2 separate regions of the Homo sapiens genome follow, and region 1 is linked to region 2. Evidence: chromatin contacts called from ENCODE Hi-C or POLR2A ChIA-PET data. All regions are on one chromosome and are shown on one strand. The core of a region is the stretch at or near the end of the contact, and the rest is flanking DNA. Distances in the headings are between cores, read along the strand shown.

Region 1 (6,006 bases), core at 2,999-5,498, 36 kb after region 2:
CTAGCCTTTGTTGTCATACATTTTATTTCCATTCATTATAAATCTCACAGTACATAAGGCAAAAATAATAAACATTGCTTATTAAAAATTGGCTGGGTGTGGTGGCTCACGCCTGTAATCCTAGCACTTTGGGAGGCTGGGGTGGGTGGATTGCCTGAGCTCAAGAGCTCGAGACCAGTCTGAGCAACATGGTGAAACCCTGTCTTTACTAAAAATACTGAAAAAAAAAAAAAAAATCAGCAGGGCATGGTGGCCCATGCCTGTAGTCTCAGCTACTCGGGAGGCTGAGGCATGAGAATCGCTTGAACCCGGGAGGCAGAGGTTGCAGTGAGCCGAGACTGCACCACTGCACTCCAGCCTGGGCAACAGAGCAAGACTCTGTCTCAAAAATAAATAAATAAATAATGTCTTTTATGTTTACCCTCGTATTTACCATTTTCCATTCTCTTCATCCCTTTGTATAGATCCTGATATCCATCTGGTACAATTTTCCTTCTATCTGAAGAACTTCCTTTAAAAATTTTGGTAATACTGGCATTCTGCTTATGAATCCTTTTAGCTTTTGTATATCTTTAAAAATCTCAGCTGAGTATGATGGTTCACATCTGTAATCCCAGCACTTCGGGAGGCCAAGTTTGGAGGATCACTTGAGCCCAGGAGTTCAAGACAAGTCTGATCAATATAATGAGAACTTGTTTCTATAAATTGTTTTAAAAAAGCAGCTGGGTGTGGTGGCACATGCCTGTAGTAACAGTACTTGGAAGGCTGAGGTGGGAGGATCAACTGAGCCTGGGAGGCGGAGGTTGCAGTGAGTCAAGATTGCACCACTGCACTCCAGCCTGGGCTACGGAGCAAGAAAGATCCTGTCTCAATAAATAAATAAGTAAATAAATAAATAAATAAATAAATAAATAATAAAGCAAAAGCAAAAAATATTTCCCATAGCTCACTGGTGCTCTGTCCAATTTTTTTGGTCTTTTCCTCTGTGTGTTTCATTCTGGATACTACGCCTTCAAATTCACCTCCAAATATTTTCTTCTTCAGGGCATAATTTGCAGTAATCCCATCTAGTGTATTTTTTATCTTAAATATGGTATTTTTCCATTTCCACAAGTTTGATTTGAGTCTTTTTAATATTTTCCATGTTTCTAATTAATATTCTCATACTTTCTTCTACCATTTTGAACCTACAGAGTATATGATAGCTGTTTCAATGTCCTCGTTTAATATGATATTTCTCTCATTTGTTCAATTTATGGATTTATATTGCTTTATTTTTCTCTTCAGTATTGGTTATATTTTTCTTCTTCTTTTAATAGTTGATTGGATGTCAGACATTATAAATTTTACCTTATTGGGTGCTGGATTTTTTTTTTTTTTTTGTATTTCGATATCCCTTTAAATATTTTTTAGCTTTGTTTTTGTTTTGGTACACACCCTTCTTCAAATCTTCGGCTTTCTCTCTCTTCCTCCACCTGTCTCCCCAGGGCTCATCTCTATAAGTTCCAGATGCCTTTGTTTTTTCAAATTCTTAGTTCTGGCTCCTTAACTCAGGGAGACCTCAGGGCTTCGAGACTCTACCCTGGTTCTCTGCTCTGTGCTGCTACCTGGAAACTCTCCCCAGGCAGTAAGAGAAGACAACTGTGAGGCTCATCTCTTTTGTTTCCTTTCAGGGATCACTGTCCCACGCTACCTGTTGTCCAATGTCTGAAACTGTTGTTTCAGATTTTTTTTCAGTTTAAGTTTTTTTTTTTTTTTTTTTTTTTTTTGAGATGGAGTCTCTCTCACCCTGTTGCCCAGGCTGGAGTGCAGTGGCGCAATCTCGGCTCACTGCAAGCTCCGCCTCCCGGGTTCACGCCTTTCTCCTGCCTCAGCCTCCCGAGTAGCTGGGACTACAAGGCACCCACCCCCATGCCCGGCTAATGTTTTTGTATTTTTATTAGAGACGGGGTTTCACAGTGTTTGCCAGGATGGTCTCGATCTCCTGACCTCGTGATCCGCCCGCCTCGGTCTCCCAAAGTGCTGGGATTACAGGCGTGAGCCACGGTGCCCGGCCCAGTATAATTTATTGAATAATCTTTGTCTCCCTTCCTGAATTAAAATGCAGCCATATAGCAAATTACCATATATTCTTGGGTCTATTTAACAGAATGCTGTATTAATTTTTTTTTTTTTTTTTTTTTTTTGAGACGGAGTCTTGCTCTGTCTCCCAGGCTGGAGTGCAGTGGGGCGATCTCGGCTCACTGCAAACTCCGCCTCCCAGGTTCACGCCTTTCTCCTGCCTCAGCCTCCCCAGTAGCTGGGACTACAGGCGCCCGCCACCAGCCTGGCTAATTTTTTGTATTTTTAGTAGAGACAGGGTTTCACCGTGTTAGCCAGGATGGTCTTGATCTCCTGATCTCGTGATCTGCCTGCCTCGGCCTCCCAAAATGCTGGGATTACAGGTGTGATCCACCGCACCCGACCCAGTTTAAAAAATTTAAAGGCAACATGGCAAATTTTTCTTTTCTTTTTTTTTTTCTTTTGAGACGGACTCTTGCTCTTTTGCCCAGGCTGGAGTGCAGTGGCACGATCTCGGCTCCCTGCAACCTCCACTCACGGGTTCAAGTGATTCTTCCACCTCAGCCTCCCTAGTAGCTGGGATTATAGGCGCCTGCCACCATGCCTGGCTAATTTTTGTATTTTTAGTAGAGACGGGGTTTTGCCATGTTGGCCAGGCTGGTCTCAAACTCCTGACCTCAGGTGATCGGCCCACCTCAGCCTCCTAAAGTGTTAGGATTACAGGCGTGAGCCACTGCGCCCAGCCAAGATGGCAAATCTCATTCCCCTTGCTCCGTTATGGCAGAAAGCAGAAGTCCCAGGAGCCATATTCCAGTTACAGATATGTTACTTTTACCCCTGAGCAAGTTAGTTAATCTCTCAGACCTTACTACCTCAAATGATTTTAAATGATATTTATACATGTGTAATACATATGTCAGCTTCATAGAGGTTCCCAAGTCCTTTGGAACTCAAATAACATTTGGTTCAAATACCCGTCCCATTTTCTCAGAGGATACTCTGGGGTTTAGTTTCCTTTTGGCGTTCTCTGGTTCTGAAATCTTGCTTCCAGCAATGCTAAAGCTCCGGTGCTCTGTGTCACCTTGTCCTCTCACTGGCACTGGAGACTGCCTCAATCTCTTCTCTGTGAAGCACCACTATCCAGAGTGTATTATTGTTGAAGGAAGAGAGCCACAGAAGGGGATGACATTCTGGGGCAGACTGACCTAATCTGGATTTTAACATTTCTTAACTTAAAAATTCCTGGTCCATTCCCATTTATGGAGAAATCATTCTGTGTCTCTTCCATTCAGGCTGTAGCCTCTAGGCATTGTGCTGGGTCCCTCTTAGGGTCACTACAGGTCCTTATAGTGCCTTTGTGCACATTTAGAAAAAGGTACCCTAGGCCGGGCACTGAGGCTTATGCCTGTAATTCCAGCACTTTAGGAGGCTGAGGTGAAAGGATCAGCTGAGGTCAGGAGTTCGAGACCAGCCTGGGCAACATGGCGAAACCCTGTCTCTACTAAAAATGCAACTATTAGCCTGGCGTGGTGGTGGGTGCCTGTAATCCCAGCTACTTGAGGTAGGAGAATTACTTGAACCCGGGAGGTAGAGGTTGCAGTGGCTGGGTAACAGAGCAAGGCTCTGTCTCAAAAGAAAAAAGAAATGGGCACTACATTCAGGAGGCCTCACAACAGATGGCCAGATTGCAGCCCCAGTGCCTCCTCACCTGGCTGACTTACTTGTCTCAATCCCTCAGATTCTAATTTATTTCTTATAGAGTAGTTTACTCTTTCTTTACTTGCCCCAAGCCATCAAACTTATTCCCAAAGGGTCTCATTTTTATAATTAATTTTTAAAATGTGCTCCTAAACCATAATAGTTCTAACTAGCACTGGGATCAGTTTTGATTTTTTCTTCCCCTGCTAAATGTACACCATGATGATGGCAGTAGTGAGGAAGACAATGACAACAATCCTTAAGCCAATATGTTTAAGTTATTACATGAAGAAAGACAATGCCCTTTTCCAGGAAAATAAATGGTCTTTTCTTTGACATGTAAGAGATTTCTTGTTATACCCCTATTCACTACAGAATAGAAACTAGAGTTTCTAAAGTACTTTAAGCTCTCAAAAATAAAAATGCTTAACTCTGCAGATGCATTTGATAAATGTATCTGTATGGCAGCAAGCCAGCAAGTTCCTGAACGACAACAGGATGTAAGCTCAGCTTTATGAAGCATATTTATTGTCAGAGTCATCACATTCTCTAACAGACCATGGGGAAGTAAGAGACATGGGCCGCAATTTTGACATCATATGTTTCTGCAATTTAAAAATGCACCAACAGCATTTGGGAGAAACAAAAAAGGCAGGATGTTAAATGTTCACACCAACTATAAGTTACATACTCATTTCAGAATTTTAAAGTGAGAACAATAAAAACATATCATGGAAGCAGAGAGCGTATCTACTTTTTGTTTAGGTCCTCTACAGCACATTTCTCTATATCTTGAAGAAAAAGTCATTTTGCTAATATTGTTGCTAAATAAATGCACAGTAGTCTTTAAAATAGACTTTGAAAAGGCACCATTCCTATTAGGTTGGTATAAAGATGAAATGAAATAATACATGTAAAATGCTTAGTGTAATGCTTGAAGCATAATACTGTTGACTACTCCACAGAAATTCAGAAGGAATCACAAAGAGAAGACTAGGGGATTATTTATTCCTGGTATTACTCAATCCAATTCAACAAATATTTAATGATCATCAACTTTATTTTTATTTTTATTTTTTTGAGATGGAGTCTCACTCTGTTGCCCAGGCTGGAGTGCAGTGGTGTGATTTCAGCTTACTGCAACCTCTGCCTCCTGGGTTCAAGCAATTATCGTGCCTCAGCCTCCCAAGTAGATGGGATTACAGGTTTGCGCCGTCGTGCCCGGCTAACTTTTGTATATTTAGTAGAGACGGGGTTTCACCATGCTGGCCAGGCTCGTCTCGAACTCCTGACTCCAGGTGATCCACCTGCCTTGGCCTCCCAAAGAGCTGGGATTACAGGCGTGAGCAACCACGTCCAGTTGATCGTCAACTTTATGCTAAGAATTGGGCTGGAAGCAGGTATAGGAGGAAATAGAAAAGAATGCTGTGGCCAGGCAAAGTGGCTCACATCTGTAATCCTAACATTTTAGGAGGCTGAGACCAGAGGATTGCTTCAGCACACAAGTTTGAGACCAGCCTGGGCAACCGAATGAGAACCTTCTCTATAAAAAATTAAAACAAAAATAAATTAGCCTGGTGTGGTAGCATGCACCTGTTGTCCCAGCTACCCAGGACACTGAGGCAGGAGGATTGTTTGAGCCCGGGAGTTTGAGTCTATGATTGCACTACTGCACTCCAGCCTGGGTGGCAGACTGAGATCCCATCTCTCTAAAAAAAAAAAGCCGGGCACGGTGGCTCACGCCTTGTAATCTCAGCACTTTGGGAAGCCGAGGCGGGCAGATCATGAGGTCACGAGATCGAGACCATCCTGGCTAACACGGTGAAACCCTGTCTCTACCAAAAATACAAAAAATTAGCCGGGCATGGCAGCATGTGCCGGTACTCCCAGCTACTTGGGAGGCTGAGGCAGGAGAATGGCGTGAACCCAGGAGGCGGAGCTTGCAGTGAGCCGAGATGGCGCCACCGCACTCCAGCATGGGTGACAGCGCAAGACTCCGTCTCAAAAAAAAAAAAACAAAAACGGTATGTTTATCTTGTTTTAGGAGGAGAGAGCAGAGGACAAATATTGGATATATTTAATTTTATTAACTAAATGTTAAGTTTAAATATTGACAATGTCACACTTGAATTACTGAATATGTTTAATTTTATGAAGTATGTTATGTTGCTCTAAATATGCATATTTAGTTTAATGTGTATTGTTTTATGTAGATGACTTAGAGATAATTTTGTATTTGTCAGTAAT
Region 2 (6,504 bases), core at 1,096-3,595:
GTACAGATGAGGTCTTGCTATGTTGCCCAGGCTGATCTTGAATTCCTGCCTTAAACAATCCTCTTGCCTCGGCCTCCCAAAATGCTGGGATTAAAGGTGTGAGCCATTGTGCCTGGCCGAAACTAAAAATCTTACCAACAACTAGTAATTCTATATGATGCTTTTGCTCTAACCTGAAATTCTAAATAATGCCTTTGTTTACACTGAGAAATTAATTTATAAAAGTATGCAGCACCTTCTCCATCTTTCTTACTATTTAAAAGCTCGGCTGGGCACAGTGACTCACGCCTATAATCGCAGGAGGATCACTTAGGCCCAGGAGTTTGACACTGGCCTGGGCAACATGGTGAGACCCTGTCTCTATAAAAACAAACAGGCCGGGCGTGGTGGCTCACGCCTATAATCCCAGCACTTTGGGAGGCCGGGGTGGGTAGATCACGAGGTCTGGAAATCGAGACCATCCTGGCTAACATGATGAAACCCCGTCTCTACTAAAAATACAAAAAATTAGCCGGGCGTGGTGGCGGGCGCCTGTAGTCCCAGCTACTCGGGAGGCTGAGGCAGGAGAATGGCGTGAACCCGGGAGGCGGAGCTTGCAGTGAGCCAAGATAGCGCTACTGCACTCCAGTCTGGGTGACAGAGCAAGACTCCGTCTCAAAAAGCCAACAAACAAAAACCCAGCTAGGCATGGTGGCCCGTGCCAGTAGTCCCAGCTACTTGGGAGGCTGAGGTGGGAGGATCACTTAAGCCCAGGAGGTCAAGGCTGCAGTGAGCTATAACCATGCCACTGCACTCCAGCCTGGGCAACAAAGGGAGATACTGTCTCATAAAACCAAATAAATAAATAAAAGTTTTATAAAAGTCATCAGTTCATACTAACTACCTCATCTGTTATTACAAACAGCAATAACATCCCACAATATTTTATCACCTACCAAATATGCACTAACAGATGTCTCTCTCACATTAAAACGGATAAGAAAAAGCAAAAGGGAAAACTGAAGTGCAGGCTGTGAAATGTGAAGGAACCATGGAACCTTGCTGAATGGTAATTATCATATATCAACATTTTCCAAGTGCTCACTTGTACAAGGGACTATAAAGATTACCACCCTTCAGCCAAGGAAAAAGGGGGTGGAGAGTGGGGTGGGAGGGAGGAATCAGAGCCCGGAAGGCTCTTTCTGAAGTAGAATGCAACTAACCTCAGAACACCAAGGGCAGAATGGAGGTTATCAAAGGCCTGGCGGAGTGTGTATGTGGGGGGTGAGTGGGTGGAGCGTCGATGTTGGTCAAAGGGTACATACTTGAAATTTGCTTAGATCTCAAATGTTCTCACACAAAAAAAAATGGTAACTAGGTGAGGTGATGGATATGTCAGGTTGATTTTGGTACTCATTTCACAATGTATTCGTGTATTAAAATATAATGTATACCTTAAGTATATACAATTATCAACAGTATTTGTCAATATACCTCAAAGAAGCTAAGGGGGAATAAAACACCAAGGAAATCCTGCCAAAGACAGGATTTGTTGGATATTAGAAAAAGTAAAGATACCATGGGCTACCTGCACTTTGCATAATCTAGTAGGGCACTGGACAGGAGTTGATTCGGCTACTATAAAAATCCTTGCAAAATGGTAATGTAGACTACACCTGTACTATTTGAGAGAGACAGAAGGGTGGGCGGGAGCAAGTTCGAGATGTCCACACCGGGTGAAAATTGAGGGTGCCGCTGGGAAGGTCCGAGAATGGGTTTTCATGGCCCCAAAGTGTCGAGGGAGGGTGGGGGCGTTCCATCTCCCGCCTCCATTTCCACTTCGCCACCTGCACCCCGCCCCGCGTGGGAGTGGAGGTCCACCAGAAGGCCCGAACAGCGGCGGGGGACAAGAAAGCGGCCGCGGGTCCCCGGGAATCGGAGCCGAGCGGCCCCTAGGGAGGAAGGGCTGCGGGAGGGTGGGGCGCGGTGCAGCGAGGAAACCGAAAGGAGGACTACGGGGAGGGAGTGCCGCGCGGCTGGGGACCCATCCCCGTACCACACCCGGGGACCCAGGATGGGGAAGGAGGGTCCAGGGTCCCGCGAGCGAAAGGAAGGCAGAACTTACTCCGCGGTCCTCTTCTGAGAGGAAGTCCGGGCCGTCGTCCAGGCCTTCCTGTGGGGTCGGCGGGCACGGCGCGCCGGGGAAAAGGATGAGATGGGGGAGACACAAAGGGAGACATTAGTGACAGGCTGGCGCGGTCCCCGCGCCCGCCCCGCGCCCGCTGCCCCCACCGCGCTCCCGGGACTCGGCGCCGCGGAGAACACCCACCATCATGGCTGCTCCGAGGCGAGGGCCGGCGCAGGCGCGCATCTCCCTGCTGCCGGAGGGAGCCGGCGGCCAGGAGCGGGGCGGGGCGGGGCGGAGGCGAAGGGGCGGGGCCTAAGGACGGCCCGCCCCGTCCCCGGCGCTGGTCGCTCGAGTCCGTGAGCGAGGAAGGTTAACAGGGCCTTCTGCCCAAGGTCAAGGCACCGAAGTCGGGAGAGCCTGAAGACCCAGACCTCATGGCTGGGGGCACCTCGCAGCTGGCGGGCTCTGACCAGGGAAGGGCCAAAGGCCACCCAGGGAGCTCTCCAGTTCCCCTGCCCCGAGGGCTCCAGCGAAAAACGATGCAGGCGCCCTCCGGAAGCCATAATACATCATCTGGTCTTTGTATTATGCCACACGATAATTAATCACAATTAATATCATTTTGCCTATGGAAGTTGCTGGAAACAAGGACCTTCACACAGTCGGTAATCAGGGACTATAATCAAGCTTTTACCGCTGGCGAGGTAATAACTACCTCAGAGTTTGGGGCACTAATGGTTGCGAACTATAAAAATGAGCTGTTTTCATTACAAAAATATTCCTTTCCTTTGTTAGAAGAAATTTCCCCACACCTACTCTAACTGTCCAGGTGGTTAGCATCACACGGGATCCACAGGCATTTCAAATAACGGGAGAAAATCATACTTAATCCTAGAATCTACACGTTCCTGAGCTTGCATTCAGTTAAGGAAAGGCATCTTCAGATGTTCAGACCAGAAACCCTTAACCCATTGAAATCCGTACTCTAGGGGCCGGGCGCTGTGGCTCACGTCTCTAATTCCAGCACTTTGGGAGGCCAAGGCGGGCGGATCACCTGAGGTCAGGAGTTTGAGACCATCCTGGCTAACATGGTGAAACCCCGTCTCTACTAAAAATACAAAAATTAGCCGGGCGTGGTGGCGCGTGCCTGTAATCTCAGCTACTTGGGAGGCTGAAGCAAAAGAATCGCTTGAACCTGGAAGGCAGAGGTTGCAGTGAGCCGAGATTGCACCACTGCACTCCAGCCTGGGCAACAGAGCAAGACTCTGTCTCAAAAAAAGAAAGAAATAAATCCTTATCTCCCTTACTCCTCATATCCAACCAAATCCTATGGCTTCTACAATTGATTGTCCTTCATACCTCTTTTTTTTTTTTTTTTGAGACAGAGTCTCGCTCTGTCGCCCAGGCTGGAGTGCAGTGGTGCGATCTCGGCTCACTGTAAGCTCCACCTCCAGGGTTCACGCCATTCTCCTGCCTCAGCCTCCCGAGTAGCTGGGACTACAGGTGTGTGCCACCACACCCGGCTAATTTTTTTGTATTTTTAGTAGGACAGGATTTCACCATGTTAGCCAGGAAGGTCTTGATCTCCTGACCTCATGATCCGCCCGCCTCGACCTCCCAAAGTGCTGGGATTACAGGTGTGAGCCACTGCGCCCAGCCCATACCTCTTTAATTAGTCCAATTTTTCCAGTTCTCACAGCAATTACCATCAACTCTCGTCTACACCTTTGCAATACTCTCCTGACTCCACTATTTTCCATCACTTTATCCTATTTTACACACTGCTGCCAGTTTTCCTCCTAAAACACAGATATTGATGATTATGCTACTACCCTGTTCAGTAATCTTTACAAGCCCCCATTACATAACGATTCAATTCCTCAGCCTACGATTTCAAGCCTTCTACATTTGAATCCCTCTCTACTCTGCCAGGCCCTCCATCCTATTTTATTGAAGTGAAGCTCTCAAAACAATATTAAACTTAACTGATATTTTGGCCGGACGCAGTGGCTCACACCTGTAATCCCAGCACTTTGGGAGGCCAAGGGGGGCAGATCATCTGAGGTCAGGAGTTCAAGACGAGCCTGGCCAACATGGTGAAACCTCATCTCTACTAAAAATACAAAAATTAGCTGGGTGAGGTGGTGCGCACCTGTAATCCCAGCTACTCGGGAGGCCAAGGCAGGAGAATTGCTTGAACTCGGGAGGCAGAGGTTGCAGTGAGCCAAGATCATGCCACCACACTCCAGCCTGGGTGACAGAGACTGCGTCTCAAAAAGAAAATAATAAATAAAAATTAAAAATTTAAAAAAACCACTTAACTGATATTTTCATAAGAACTTCTTGTAGCTTTCATTTTGTATGTAAGGAGAACTGAAGTATAGAGAGGTTAAGTTACTGCTCCAACAAAGGTTACTCTACGAAATGGGGGGCGGGGAAGGGACTTTATTTTTTGTCTTTTGTTTCTTGTTTCCCAGCGCATTGTGGTGACTACTAAAGTAGTCTTTTTCACTGGGAGTCATGAGGCATCATGTGGTGTCATTGTAGTGTGATGAAGTGTCGGGAGGAATGTTCCAGTAATTTGTTACCTACTAAAAGTGCCACTATTTCCTATTGGTTTGTTTTTAGATTAAAGGTAATGTCTGCAAAGCTCTTCCTAGGTGGAGAGAGAGGAGTGGAGCCACAATAAATGAGAGGGATTTACATACAACTGATAGGAAGGCCAAGTGCGTCCTTGTGGACAAAGGTTGAGAAGTGCCACAGAGAACCACCTGAAATGCCTCCTATCATTAACCAAGAGTTTTAAATTTCAGCATTTAAATAAAGTCCAGCCTGGGCGTGGTGACTCACCCCTGTAATCCTAGCACATTGGGAGGCTGAGGTGGGAAGACTGCTTGAGCCTAGGTGTTGAAGACCAGCCTGGGCAACATGGCAAAACCCTATCTCTACAAAAAATACAAAAATTAGCCGGGTATGGTGGCACACACCTGTGGTCCCTGCTACTTGGGAGGCTGAGGTGAGAGGATCACTTGATCCCAGGGAGGCTGAGGCTGCAGTGAGCCATATCGAACCACTGCACTCCAGCCTGGGCAACAGAGTGAGACCCTATCTAAAAAAAAAAAGAAAAAAATATTAAACAAAGTCCAGAAACATTGTAATTCCCAAATGCCAAAACTTTAAAATCATTAGTTATGAAAAAAAGAGGTAGGATCTAAAATATAAGCAACTCAACTAAAATTATCAACAAAGGCATGGTAATTACTGCAGCCATAATTCATAGCTGAAAACTCACATGAGTACAGAACCCAATCTTGAAACGATAAACTTGTTAATTAATATCAGCGCTTTCCTTTCTGAGCAAAGGTCTCCAGCTATATTTTGTGAATGATAAAAAGGAATTGTCAGTAACTGATTCTAACAACTGTCAAAAGGCCAAGTTATAGAAATTAAGGAATTTCAGAAGAAAAGAAGTTAAGAAAAGTTTACATGACAGATTTTTCTGCTACTGATAAAATAAAGAAGATATTAAAGGTGAACCACTCTTCTAATATTTGTAACCAAATAATCAATTTTTCATTTTGTTTTGATAGATTTCTATGAAATTATCTACTTCTATACAAATGTAATGAACTAATTATGCTGAATTGCTGTCTGATTACTTAATAGATTTAGCTAAAGTAAAATGTTGATTGTGAATAGTTAATAGTGTGCTTCAAAAACAAATGTATTGAAAGATTTTAGAGAAGAGTAAAATTTTAGAGAATAATGAATGTTATTTTTAAATTTTAAAAATAAAAAATAGTATTTGCTTTCAACATTTTTGTCAAAAATCAAGGTTTTTCTAGAAAAAAATTTTAATATAAAATGACAATTATTTAATTATAGAAGAAAAATGTTTAATTCCTTTCCTTTTATTATGTTCTGATCAAAGAAGATTTCACCAAAACATATTTTTGCCAATTTCTCACTTCCTCAAATTCTAGAAGATCCCTTTTTGTTTTAGATAACCCGTGGATCCTAATTTTTTCCTCCTACTCCACAGGAGTTATGCTACAGCAAAATTCTCTATAGGAAGATTGCTGAACTCTGTTATTTCCAAGATGTGCTGTATCAATCAGGATGCCTTTAGCTGCAAGTAACAGATAACATCAATTCAAATAAACTTGAGCAGTAAGGAAACTTATTATTTTACCACCACCACCACAACAACAACAAAATCAAGAAACTAGGTGTTTCTGGGCATAGTACAACCAGTGGGTAATGGTGTCATCAAGAACCTAGATTTCTTCCAACTCTCCACTCTGCCACCTTCAGTAACAACCTCATTCCAAGGCTGGTTCTCTTCATGATCCAAGATTACTTCAGTATTTCTAGGTTTTACATCTTGACATAACAAC

The links. A loop is a pair of places that touch in the nucleus more often than their neighbours do. ChIA-PET counts read pairs that join two places held with the same protein, here RNA polymerase II (POLR2A). Pooled maps may share reads with other maps.
Region 1: a loop to region 2 is called in a map of endothelial cell of umbilical vein, with 2.2 times the contacts of the local background. The contact joins the enhancer-like site here to the promoter of SNX6 in region 2. A Hi-C loop is called at or near these places in 6 of 168 maps with a recorded cell type or tissue (CD4-positive, alpha-beta memory T cell, Caco-2, dorsolateral prefrontal cortex and 3 more) and 17 of 50 pooled maps. POLR2A ChIA-PET finds 5 or more read pairs at or near these places in 17 of 52 experiments (A549, AG04449, AG04450 and 12 more).

What each region holds. Positions count from the first base shown.
Region 1 is chr14:34,661,988-34,667,993 of GRCh38, forward strand. No RefSeq gene overlaps it. Among named protein-coding and RNA genes, the nearest start is that of SNX6, 35 kb to the left of the region's middle. Within about 2 kb of position 4,249, at least 2 of the 41 ENCODE cell types and tissues checked have a DNase peak (open chromatin) inside an H3K27ac peak, as active enhancers do; they include CD4-positive, alpha-beta T cell and endothelial cell of umbilical vein, where a contact is called at or near this core.
Region 2 is chr14:34,627,803-34,634,306 of GRCh38, forward strand. It overlaps SNX6 (sorting nexin 6), which reads right to left and starts at 2,346. Exons shown (of 14, transcript NM_152233.4): 1 at 2,309-2,346; 2 at 2,105-2,152. The coding sequence starts at 2,314. RefSeq lists a silencer at 2,100-2,449 and an enhancer at 2,620-2,669.